2 separate regions of the Homo sapiens genome follow, and region 1 is linked to region 2. Evidence: read pairs that join two places in POLR2A ChIA-PET (ENCODE). Cell type or tissue: B cell. All regions are shown on one strand. Links, peaks and the distances in the headings refer to the core of each region. The heading gives the core; the rest is flanking DNA.

Region 1 (5,377 bases), core at 194-5,193, 96 kb before region 2:
AGCATGAGTGATGATAACTCCATCATTAAGCCAGCATCTTTTGAAGAGAGAGCAATACTTCAGCTGAGTTGGGCCAGCTGAGAGTCCTGGTTTCTCACATTACCCAACTTTGGGCCCTCAGCTAATACATCAGTGAAAGACATTTTCTTTTTCCCCAGAAGCAGCCCAGCAGAGACCACTCCATCCTGTCCTGACTCTTTTCCTTGTTGAGCCATTACATAAGGAGAAATACGAAACACTTCCAGAAAGGCCTTGGCACACTGAACATGATTTGTATATCAATCTCTCCCTTTCATTCATGCTCCTGTCATTCATGCCATAGGAAGAATGCTAGTTTTCTTCCTTATAGCCACTATCCCACCTTCCTTACTCCTATATTGGGGGCAGCAATGTGCCTAGTCTTAGCTAAGACTACATTTTCCTTGCAGATAGGGATGGCTAATGAGAAGTAAGGGGAAGTGATTGGGTGGCGTTTTGAGAAAGCTGTATAAAGGAGGCTAACTTAGCTAGCAAGTACCACTTCATCTTTCCCCCCATCATTCTTCCTTTACCTCCCTGGGACATGGACTTGATGGGTGAGGCCCTAGCAGTCATTTTTTATCCGTGAGGTGATCTTAAGGAGTAAAGTCATGTGCCACAGATAGCAGAGCAGAAGACAAAATAATTCTAATCTGGAGACCTTGTAGATAGAGTCCCCATACCTGCCTGGCCTTTCCTAGGAGAAAACTAAGACCCTGTCTTATTTAGACCACTGTTGACTTGGATCTCTCTTAGTAGCAGCTGAGCAAAATTCTTCACTGATATAACCTCAAAATCCTCTTATAATCCAGTTTCTCTCCACCAAATAGCCCCAAGTCATTCATTCATTCATCAATTCACTGATTGATAACTATTCCATATTCTAGAATCAGATGAGATTATGTGGGTATAAAAGCATGTTGTAAATACCAAAGCATTAAACACATGTTACACTGTGCTATAATTTTCATTAATATTATGACTTATTGTTACTCCAGTATCATAATCAAGGAGATTTTAGTAAGTAGTATGCAATTTGCTGGGGGGAAACTCCTGTTAGTGGTGTGAATTATTGAAACCAGTGCTATTTGATGTCATAAATTAAAGAAGAAAGGGGTGATCTAGTACAAGCACGTCTCAAAGTTTAGTATGCACAGAGAAAAACTTGGGAATCTTGTTAAAATGCCGATTCAGATTCAGAGAGGGTCTGTGGTGGGCCCTGAGATTCTGCATTTCTAAAAAGGTCCTAAGTGATACTGCTTGCCCTGAACCTTTGAATAGCAGGGACCTAGGAGACCTTCCAGGTGCTGGGGAAGAAAATGATAAGAGAAGAGAAAGGTAAGCCGAAAGCAGAGAGGAGAGAATTTCTGAAAATGGGAAACAAGAAGTTATTCTGAAGCTTTACCTTCAAGCAGGTTAGTAACTTAATAAAAGTCAAGAACTGTGCATGCATAATTTCATTTAATTTTTTACAATTTTAGGTAAAAGGAAATATAAGCCTTGTTTTACAATTGAGAAAGTGGAAACTCAAAGAAGTTAAAAATATACCCATAGGAGTCAGGTACAGTGGGCTCACGCCGATAGTCCCAGCCACACAGGAGGCTGACGCAGGAGGATCACTTGAGCCCAGGAGTTCATGACACCCACCTGGGCAACGTGGTGAGATCTTGTCTCAAAAAAAAGAACCCAAAGTCAGCAGTGGCAGGGATAGGATCAGCCCCAAGCTTTTCAGTGTCCAGAGTGTGTATTTTTTCCTAAGCACCTTGAGGGAAGCTTGCTCCTTTTGCTGAATTCTTCCTCCTCATCCAGGACATATTGGTCAGAGGAGGGCAAGACCATTGTAGGGTACCAGACCTACTGCTATTTGAATCTGCTTGGCTCAACTCTTATCAATCCTGAAGGCTTTCTGTGGCTGCTATATTTTGATTTAAAACACTGGAAGCTGGGTTTTGATGGGGCCCCAGGAGTGGGGAGCAGGAGAGGTTTCTGAGGGATGCTTATAAGTTTTTTGAGACACTTTCTGTGTTGTAAGCCCAGTATCACTTGCAGAGGCTGCCATATTCCAGAGTAGCAAGAGCACATCCTGGAGATGGGGAGCTGCCAAGGTGAGAGCAACCCCTGCTTGGGCTCAGACATGGGACCCTCACTTTCTCCTTGGATACATGAGACCATTGAGGGGCTAATAAAACCTGAGATTCGTCCCAGCAATTGGCAGACTGGCAAGTGCCAGGCCCTCGTGAGGACCCTCACTTCTTCCCAAGATAGGAGATAAATGGACACTTTATGTCCCCGCAAAGGGTCAGCCACTCAGGGAGGATCCTCTGTGATTGGCTGCTGGTTCTGCTCCCCACAGCTCTGGTGTAAATCTGGGCCATTTCCTTCTCCAGTTTCCCCCATGTGATTCGCCTTTGGCTAATCTCACTACCGTGGGGAGCTGGGAAAACTTCCCTGCACAATAAATCTTTGATTGGGAAGGTGGTTTTATCATTTGAGAGGAAAGAAAGTTGAAGAAGGAGAGGACGTAAGTGACTAGTGTGTTCAGGGAGTGATGTAAGGGATGTGAAAAGGCAGGGAGGGGTTCCCAGCTGAGCACAAGGTGACAAGAAACGGATAAACCTGGGACTGCAGGGCGGGGTTGAGGAGGTGCCAAGGGGAAGAATCCCAGAGGCACATCAGGAAAGCTAGCCAGGGGCCTGAGTGCAGAAAAGGGCGAAAGAGCTTTCAGATAGAAGAGAAACCAACACACATACTGTGGTTCCCTTTCCTCCCCAGAGGACAAACTGTGGTCTGCTTTGACGTCAGCTATGCAGATGTGCTGAGGCTGTTCGGCATGTTGGTTCCAGGCCTGGGATGCAGCCGGCAGCACCAGAGGCGGGGAGGGAGGGGACACTAGGGGCAGCCTCTCGCTGAAGGATGCCCAGAGGCACCCCAGTGTGGAGCAGCCCAACGGGAAGGACTTAACAGCATCTACTCTGGCTGAGCCTAAATCATCCTCCAGCCTCCTTTATTCCAGGTTCCCACTATCCCCTTGTTTCTGAGACAGCATCAGCATTTCCAGGGCTATGAAGGCCACAGCCACCAGATGGGCTGCAACACTGAATGACATTGGATATCCCAGGCCACCCTTGCTCTGTCTGCCCTGGTCCTAAAAGTAGAGAAAAGCCAGGAAAACCCTCCATGGAGCCCACAGCCTTCACTGTCTCCTGATCACCATGTCATGCTGCTCAAAGTGGTTGACAGTACTTGCTCCCTCTACTTTCTCGATTCTCATTCTCCCAGCAGTCTCTAGTCTAGCTTCTGCCCTGCCCCTTCTACTGAAACTGCTCTTGCTAATGTCATCAACAGTCTAGGGCCAAATCCAGGGGCCACTTCTCAGGCCTTACTTTTTCTATCAGCTATTGCCTGTTGATTATACTCTTTTTTTTTTTGGAGACAAAGTCTAGCTCTGTTGCTCAGGCTGGTATGCAGTGGTGTGATCACGGCTCACTGCAGCCTTGTCCTCTTGGGCTCAAGCGATCCCGCCTCAGCCTCCTGAGTAGCTGGGACTATAGGCATGTGCCAGCATGCCTTTCTAATTTTTTTTTTTTTTCTAGTAGAGATGGGGTTTTGCCGTGTTGCCTAGTCTGGTCTTGAACTCTTGGACTCAAGCAATCCACCCGCCTCCATCTCCCAAAATGTTGGGATTACAGGCGTGAGCCATTGCACCTGGCCTCAGGTTCTTCCTAACTCAAAGCTCTGCCAACTCCTAGGGTGTAGCCCTCAACCTCCTAGTCTAAGACGGTACCATCTCATGCTCCAAACAGCACAATGGAGGGAGGAAAAAAGATGAATGTAAAGGACATGATCCTACTTTCTCTCAAAGATTCCTAGAAGCTGCTATGTGACATTTCCACTTTTTGTTTTTTTTTCTGAGTCGTAGTCTCACTCTGTTGCCAAGGCTGGAGTGCAGTGGTATGATCTCAGCTCACTGCAACCTCTGCCTTTCAGGTTCACGCCATTCTCCTGCCTCAGCCTCCGGAGTAGCTGGGATTACAAACATGTGCCACCATGCCTGGCTAATTTTTTGTATTTTTAGTAGAGACGGGGTTTCACTGTGTTAGCCAGGATGGTCTTGATCTCCTGACCTCATGATCTGCCCGCCTTGGCCTCCCAAAGTGCTGGGACATTTCCACTTTTATATTATTGACCCAAACTCAGTCACATGGTCATATCTATCTGCAGAGAGGCTGGGAAATGTAGTCCTTATTTAGCTAAAAATTGGATTACCATGAATGAGGGGGAGAAAAGATACGGAGGGATATAAAGAAGCTCATGTCAGAGCTTCCATGACACCACCAATGGTGGATTCTACGGACTGGTTCACATAACATCCCTTCCCATCTCCTTCCAGTACATTACAGCTGGGATGTCACACTTCCTACACTCCATTGCAGCTGGCAATCCAAATGAGCTTAGGAATTATCATTCTATAAACTTGCATGTAACTTGAACCTGAAACTAAGTTAACTGGAGAGAGAGGATGCAGGTAGGGCATTCATTTTGCTGATGTGGATTGTGGCAGATTGATTTTGTAGTCCCCAATCAGTACTGGTTTCTGGCCCAGTAGCTTCCTGTGGCAGGAGTGGTGGCAGGTTCTTTCATGATCAGTGATGGCAGAACCGTGATGATTCTTAGGGTTTACAATTATTTCTGGAAGCTCCATTTTAAGTCTACCCCTCCAGCCCTGCTAGTAATGTTGTAAGACAGAACTTTTCAAACTTTAATGTTCATATGAATGGCCTGAAAAATCTAGATAAAACGCAGATTTTGATTCAGTAGATCTGCCATGACATATAAGATTTTACATCTCTAACAAGCTCTAGGGTAATGCCTGATCGGGAAGATGGATTTCTTAGTAACTCAAGCCTGGGGTGTCCTCTGCTCACCTATACCTGGTCATAAATTCCTTTCTACTTTAACTATTGTATTAGTCAGTGTTCTCCAGAGAGACAGAATCAATATATATCAATATCTACTGTATCTGTGTCTGTATCTATAGAGAGAAACTGTCAATGGAAAAAAAAAAACTCTGTAATATATACTATGTTTTAAAGAGGTTTATTTTGAACCAGTATGAGTGACTGCAGCCTGGGGAAAATACAAACCCAGAGCCTCGAGTACGTGCTCCCAAGGCAGTCACAATGCAACTCTGTTTTATACATTTTGGGGAAGCAGAAGTTACAGGCAAAGTCATAAATCAATACATGGAGATTATACTTTGGTTTGGCCCAAAAGGGTGGGACATCTTGAAGTGGGGGCTTGCAGGTCATAAGTAGATTGAGAGATTCTTTAATTTGCAATTGGGTAAAGGAGTAAGGCT
Region 2 (5,314 bases), core at 1-5,000:
AGCTCATCTGACCCTGTCCTTCTGGTTTTTATGGAAGCTTCATCACATAGGCCTGATAGACTACATCATCGGCCATTGCCAGTCAGCTCAACCTTCAGCCCTTTTCCCCTTCCTGAAGGATGGGAGTGGGACTGAAAGTGCCAACCTTCTCATCATGGCTTGGTCTTTCTGGTGACCAGTCCCCATCCAGGAGTTCACTGAGAATCATTTCATTAAAACAAAAGACGTTCCTATCACCCGGGAAATTCCAAGGGATTAGAAGCTCTGTCAGGAACCAGGGTCAAGCACCAAATATTAGAACAAAAGATTCTCCTAGCATAAATATTAGAACAAAAGATTCTCCTAGCATAAATATTAGAACAAAAAATTCTCCTATTGCTCAGGAAATTATAAGAGTTTTAGGGGCTCTGTACCAGGAACCCAGCGCAGAGGCCAAATATATATATTTTATTATCTCACAGTGCCACACAGGACTTTGCAAGCTGTCAGGTCTGAGTGAGATGGAGCACACCAGTGAAAGGTTAAGTTCACCCTTTCACTGATGTGCTCCACTTCACTGAGACACATATCCACACAGACACACAGAGACACACACATCCACCCAGACGCACGCATCCACCCACACACCTCCACACATGCCTACACACTAACATGCATAACACAGCTGACATATGCCTATGAGAGGTCAGAATACCTGGATTCAAATCCTGCCACTGCCTCTTATTCTGTGACCATGAGCAAATGACTTGGCCTCTCTGTGCCTCAGTTTCTCACAAAATGCCTTTCAGAATTTTTTTTTTTTTTTTTAGAGACAGAGTTTCAATATGTTGACCAGGCTGGTCTCAAACTCCCGGCTTCAAGCAATCCTCTTGCCTCAGTCTCCCAAAGTGCTGGGATTGCAGGTGTGAGCCACTGCACCTGGCCCCTAATTTTTCTATTATTTGTTTGTTTTTTAGAGACAGGGATCTCACTATGTTGCCCAGGCTGGATTCAAACTCCTGGGCTTAAGTAATCCTGCCTCAGTTTCTGGTTCTGTGTAATGGGAGTTATAACAGAACCTATTTCATAGGGCTGTTATGAAGATTAAGTGAGTTAATACCATACTTATGAAGCACTTAGAACATGCCTGGCTCATAATAAGCACGACAAGTGTTACGCTTGTTTAATTGTTTGAAATTCACGTGGGCATATGTGTTGACATATACAGACTGCCATGTACATATTGCACAGATATACATATGCACACACTCAGGTGCTGGGGATCTTCCCTTTTCCTCTTCTGGGGCACACGTCTTGAACTTTGCTATGTGGCAGCTGGGTGAGTAAACCTCAGGGCGAGTGACTGCTGCTATTCTGGAGACACCCAGGACCTCACCAACAGTGTTTCCCCCACCCTTCCACTCCCCACCTGAGTGAAGGTGTTTAGGATGGCAGCCTTGGGGAGGGAAAGAGGTTTAACCCCCTCCCCATGGGCTCCAAGGGACCAGGGAGGGAGGAAGGAGGAAGAGGGCCAAGGACAGGCTCCTAGGCTCAGCCATTTCCTCAAGAAATGCTCTGTTTCTAGTCTCATACAGGACCCAGAACAACCAAGTCTGAGCCAAGCAGAGCCCCTTAATCATGAGAGTAATCACCAGATCCCCCACATACCACCTCTTTTCCATGGGAGAACGTGGCCCAGGTGCCAAATCACTGGCCTACAGCTGTTCTTTGGAGGCAGGGCCAAGGGGCCCAAGGAGGCGGCTGCCCCTGGGGGTGAATGAGTGGCGCCTCCCTGGGCGAGACATGTTTGCTGCTCTCGACTGAGGCCAGCTGTGTGGGGGTGGGGGGAGAGGGGAGGGAATGAGGATGATCACATTGACCACATTCTGAAGGTTACCAAGTTTCTGCCACATATCCAGGCTCCTTCCCTCTTGTTTCTTCCAGGAGGTGGGATTTCAGACATTCCTAAGGGCTGGTTTCTTCTTAGAACTGGAACTTCTTACCATGCCAGAAAGGAAATGAGGTTTGTCTGGCTGAGCCGGTCATGGCAGGCAAGCCTCATTTCCGTCTTTGGCAGTGTCCCCAGGCAGGGAATGTGGCTACTGCCTTTTTCTGGGCTTCAGGACCTGTACCCAGGCTGTGAGGCAGAGGAACCCCAGGTGCAGAGGAGGTTGTTATGAGTGACAGGGTCAATAGACTGGAAACCAGAGGAACATGACACCCCAAGGACATTTGCCCTGCAGCGAGATGTGTTCCAGGGTCACCAAGAGTAGAGAGAGGGCACAATGATATCACGGTGTATTTGGGGAGAGTGAGTGCCAGGTCACCAGGCAGGGAGCCTGGAAAGACAAGCCAGGAGGAAGCCATACAATGACCATTACGTGTGGCTGTCTCTGACTCCCCACTTGCTGTGTGATGCTGGGCAAGTTGGTTCCCCTCTCTGTGTCTCTGTGTCTTCTGTAGGAAGTGCCCTGCTGTTGACTTTTCCTCTTGCCCTGCGACTAACCTTCTCTGTCTTCTTGAGGGAAGTCCATTTATTTCTGGGTCATCATTTGTAAAAGCAGCAGGATCACCCCTTCCTGCTCTCCTCCCTCCCTGCCTCCCTCCCAGGGCTTCCTGGAGCATCACGGGGTAAGCTATTAAAGTTCTACCTGGTGAGGGAGGGCTGGCATGGCGTTGGAGACATCTCCCTCTTGTGCCCAATGCCATCCACGCTCCATTGCTGTCCCTCAGAAGTGCTTCTTTGTCTCCATCCTTCCTCTCACCTGCTCTTCCTTAACTTCCAAAACTCAGGCTTCCTGATCATCCCCTACCAAGCTCAGCAGGGTCAAGAGTACCCAGGGGCCTGAGGGAGAAGCACAGGGATGCGGACAGGGTGGCTGTACCTCTGCTCAGCTCCCAGGAGTAAGAAATAGGGTTAAGAGGAGCGTGGGAGCAAACTCCCTACCCAGGCTTCTTTCAGCTGGGCCATCTGTCCTTTGACAAAGGGATCTAGGATTTCCTGACCTTAAGAAGGCTCCCTTAAGTGGAAATGCAGATAAAAATCACAAAGAGATACACCAATTTGGATGGTTATTATTTTAAAAACCAGAAACACAAAATAAGTGTTGGCAAAGATATGCAGAAATTGGATCTGATGTTAGTCATTGTTGATTCAGGGTAAAAGAAAAGAAGAAATTGGAATACTTGTGCATTGCTGGTAGGAATGTAAAATGGTGGAACCCCTATGGAAAATGGTATGGAAATTCCTCCAAAAATTAAACATGGAATTACCATAGAATGCAACAAGTCCATTTTTAGCTATATACCCAAAAGAAATAAAAACAGGAGCCTGAGCAGATACTAGTTCCTAGCACTATTATTCACAGTAGCCAAAAAAAAAAAAAAAAAAAAAACCCACGAGTCCATTGATGGATAAACAAAAGGCGGTATATACATACAATGGAATATCGGTCAGCCTTAAAAGGGGAGGAAATTCTGACATATACTACAACTCAGATGAACCTTGAAGATATTATGCTAACCGAAATAAGTCAGTCACAAAAGGACAAATATCATATGATTGCACTTAGACGAGTCAGCTAAAATAGTCAAACTCACAGAGACAGAAGGCAGAATGGTGGTTGTCAGGGGCATGGGGAAGGGAAGGGGAATGGGGAGTTATTGTTTAATGAGTACAGAGTTTTAGTTGGGGAAGATGAAAAAGTTCTGGAAATGGATGGTGGTGGTGCAACAATATGAATGTACTTTATGCCACAGAACTTTACATTGGCACTCTGCCCCCGATGACTGACTTTTCAGTTGCTACCTGTTCCCATTTAAAAATGGTTAAAATGGGCCGGCTTGGTGGCTCATGTCTGTAATCCTAGCACTTTGGGAGGCTGAGGCGGGAGGATCACCTGAGGTTGGGAGTTCTCGAGACCAGCCTGACCAACATGGAGAAACCCTGTCTCTACTAAAAATACAAAATTAGCCAGGCGTGGTGGTGCATGCCTGTAATCCCAGCTACTAGGGAGGCTGAGGCAGGAGAATCTCTTGAACCTGGAAGGCGGAGGTTGTGGTGAGCCGAGATTGGGCCATTGCATTCCAGCCTGGGCAACAAGAGTGAAACTCCATCTCAAAATAAATAAATAAATAAGGTTAAAATGTGGAGGCCGGGCGCAGTGAGTGGCTCACGCCAGTAATCCCAGCACTTTGGGAGGCCAAGGTGGGCGGATCACTTGAGGTCAGGAGTTTGAGACCAGCCTGGCCAACACAGTGAAACCCCGTCTCTACTAAAAATACAAAAATTAGCTGGGCGTGGTGGCACATGCCTGTAATCCCAGGCACTCAGGAGGCTGAGGCAGGAGAATTGTTTGAACCCAAGAGGTGGAAGTTGCAGTTCATTTACTTAGCACGTCACTGCACTCCAGCCTGGGCAACAGAGTGAGACTGTCTCAAAAAAAAAAAAAAAGGTAAAATGATGCATTTTCTGTTATGTGTATTTTACCACAGTATGAAAAAATAAGAAGACTCCTGTGGTGAAGGCTTCGCCTGGTCTGTTCTGCTCTGGAGGTGGCAGCGCATGGTGGTTAGTCCCAGCATCTTCCTGGAGATTTGAGCGTGAGACGTGCTGGCTGTGTGGGCTGTGCCACCTGAGGAGGATTGGCCAGTCATAAGGACTCAGCCTGGTTGCTGAATCCAGCTGGGGACCTTGACCCCAGTGACTGGCTTTTCAGCGGCTACCTGTTCTCGAGACAAATGCTGTCCTCCCCTAAGGAGTCTGGGCTGTGGCAAAGCTATGACATAGGTACAACCGTCCTTTTGCCAGGTGGGGCTTAGGTGGAGAAGTTGAAGCCTGGACTCAGTCAAGATCTCAGGACTGGGAGCAAGGAGCCTCTTACTCCCAGGGTGCCCACTTGGTTCCCACTGACTGTTGGTGGAAACTAGGGGCTGAGCTGGAGGCTTTTTAGAGGAAGAAATGACAAGCTGGGGGCTGGATTATCCCTGGGGGTGAAAATGGAGTCAGCTAGATAGGTTATGTCTTGAAGGAGAGGAGGGTCCCCTGGTGTCAGGAAGCAGAGCCTGAACTCCATGTTAGACCCTGGATTGGAGAGTGGGCAGGACACTTGGGAGAGACAGGACTTGGTACTGGCGAGGGTACTACCACACCCATTCTGGGAGTGGACTATAGAGAAATAAATCCTAAAAGTGGACCTATCTTTTGACCTCACAAGTCAACTTCTAGGAATTCATCCTAAGAAAACAAAGTCACACCCCAAGATGTATGTGCGTCAGTGTTCGCCCTAGTGCTGTTTGTAGCCCTGGAAAATGAGAAGCCACCGTCAACGGGGGA

Evidence for each region. Peaks named below come from ENCODE experiments on the same cell type or tissue, not always from the same donor. Only the 100,000 strongest peaks of a DNase experiment are listed, where the experiment ranks them.
Region 1: POLR2A ChIA-PET joins it to region 2 with 14 read pairs; 4 of 35 experiments call an interaction of 5 or more read pairs at or near these places.

What each region holds. Positions count from the first base shown.
Region 1 is chr9:33,200,139-33,205,515 of GRCh38, reverse strand. No RefSeq gene overlaps it. Among named protein-coding and RNA genes, the nearest start is that of B4GALT1, 35 kb to the right of the region's middle. RefSeq lists an enhancer at 3,150-3,199. In B cell, for the core only: no CTCF peak of the experiment used is centred there; a DNase peak (open chromatin) is centred at 2,805; H3K4me3 peaks cover 670 bases.
Region 2 is chr9:33,103,941-33,109,254 of GRCh38, reverse strand. It overlaps MIR12117 (microRNA 12117), which reads right to left and starts at 563; the gene lies at 490-563. It also overlaps a transcript of B4GALT1 not described here. RefSeq lists an enhancer at 1,386-1,565. In B cell, for the core only: no CTCF peak of the experiment used is centred there; no DNase peak of the experiment used is centred there.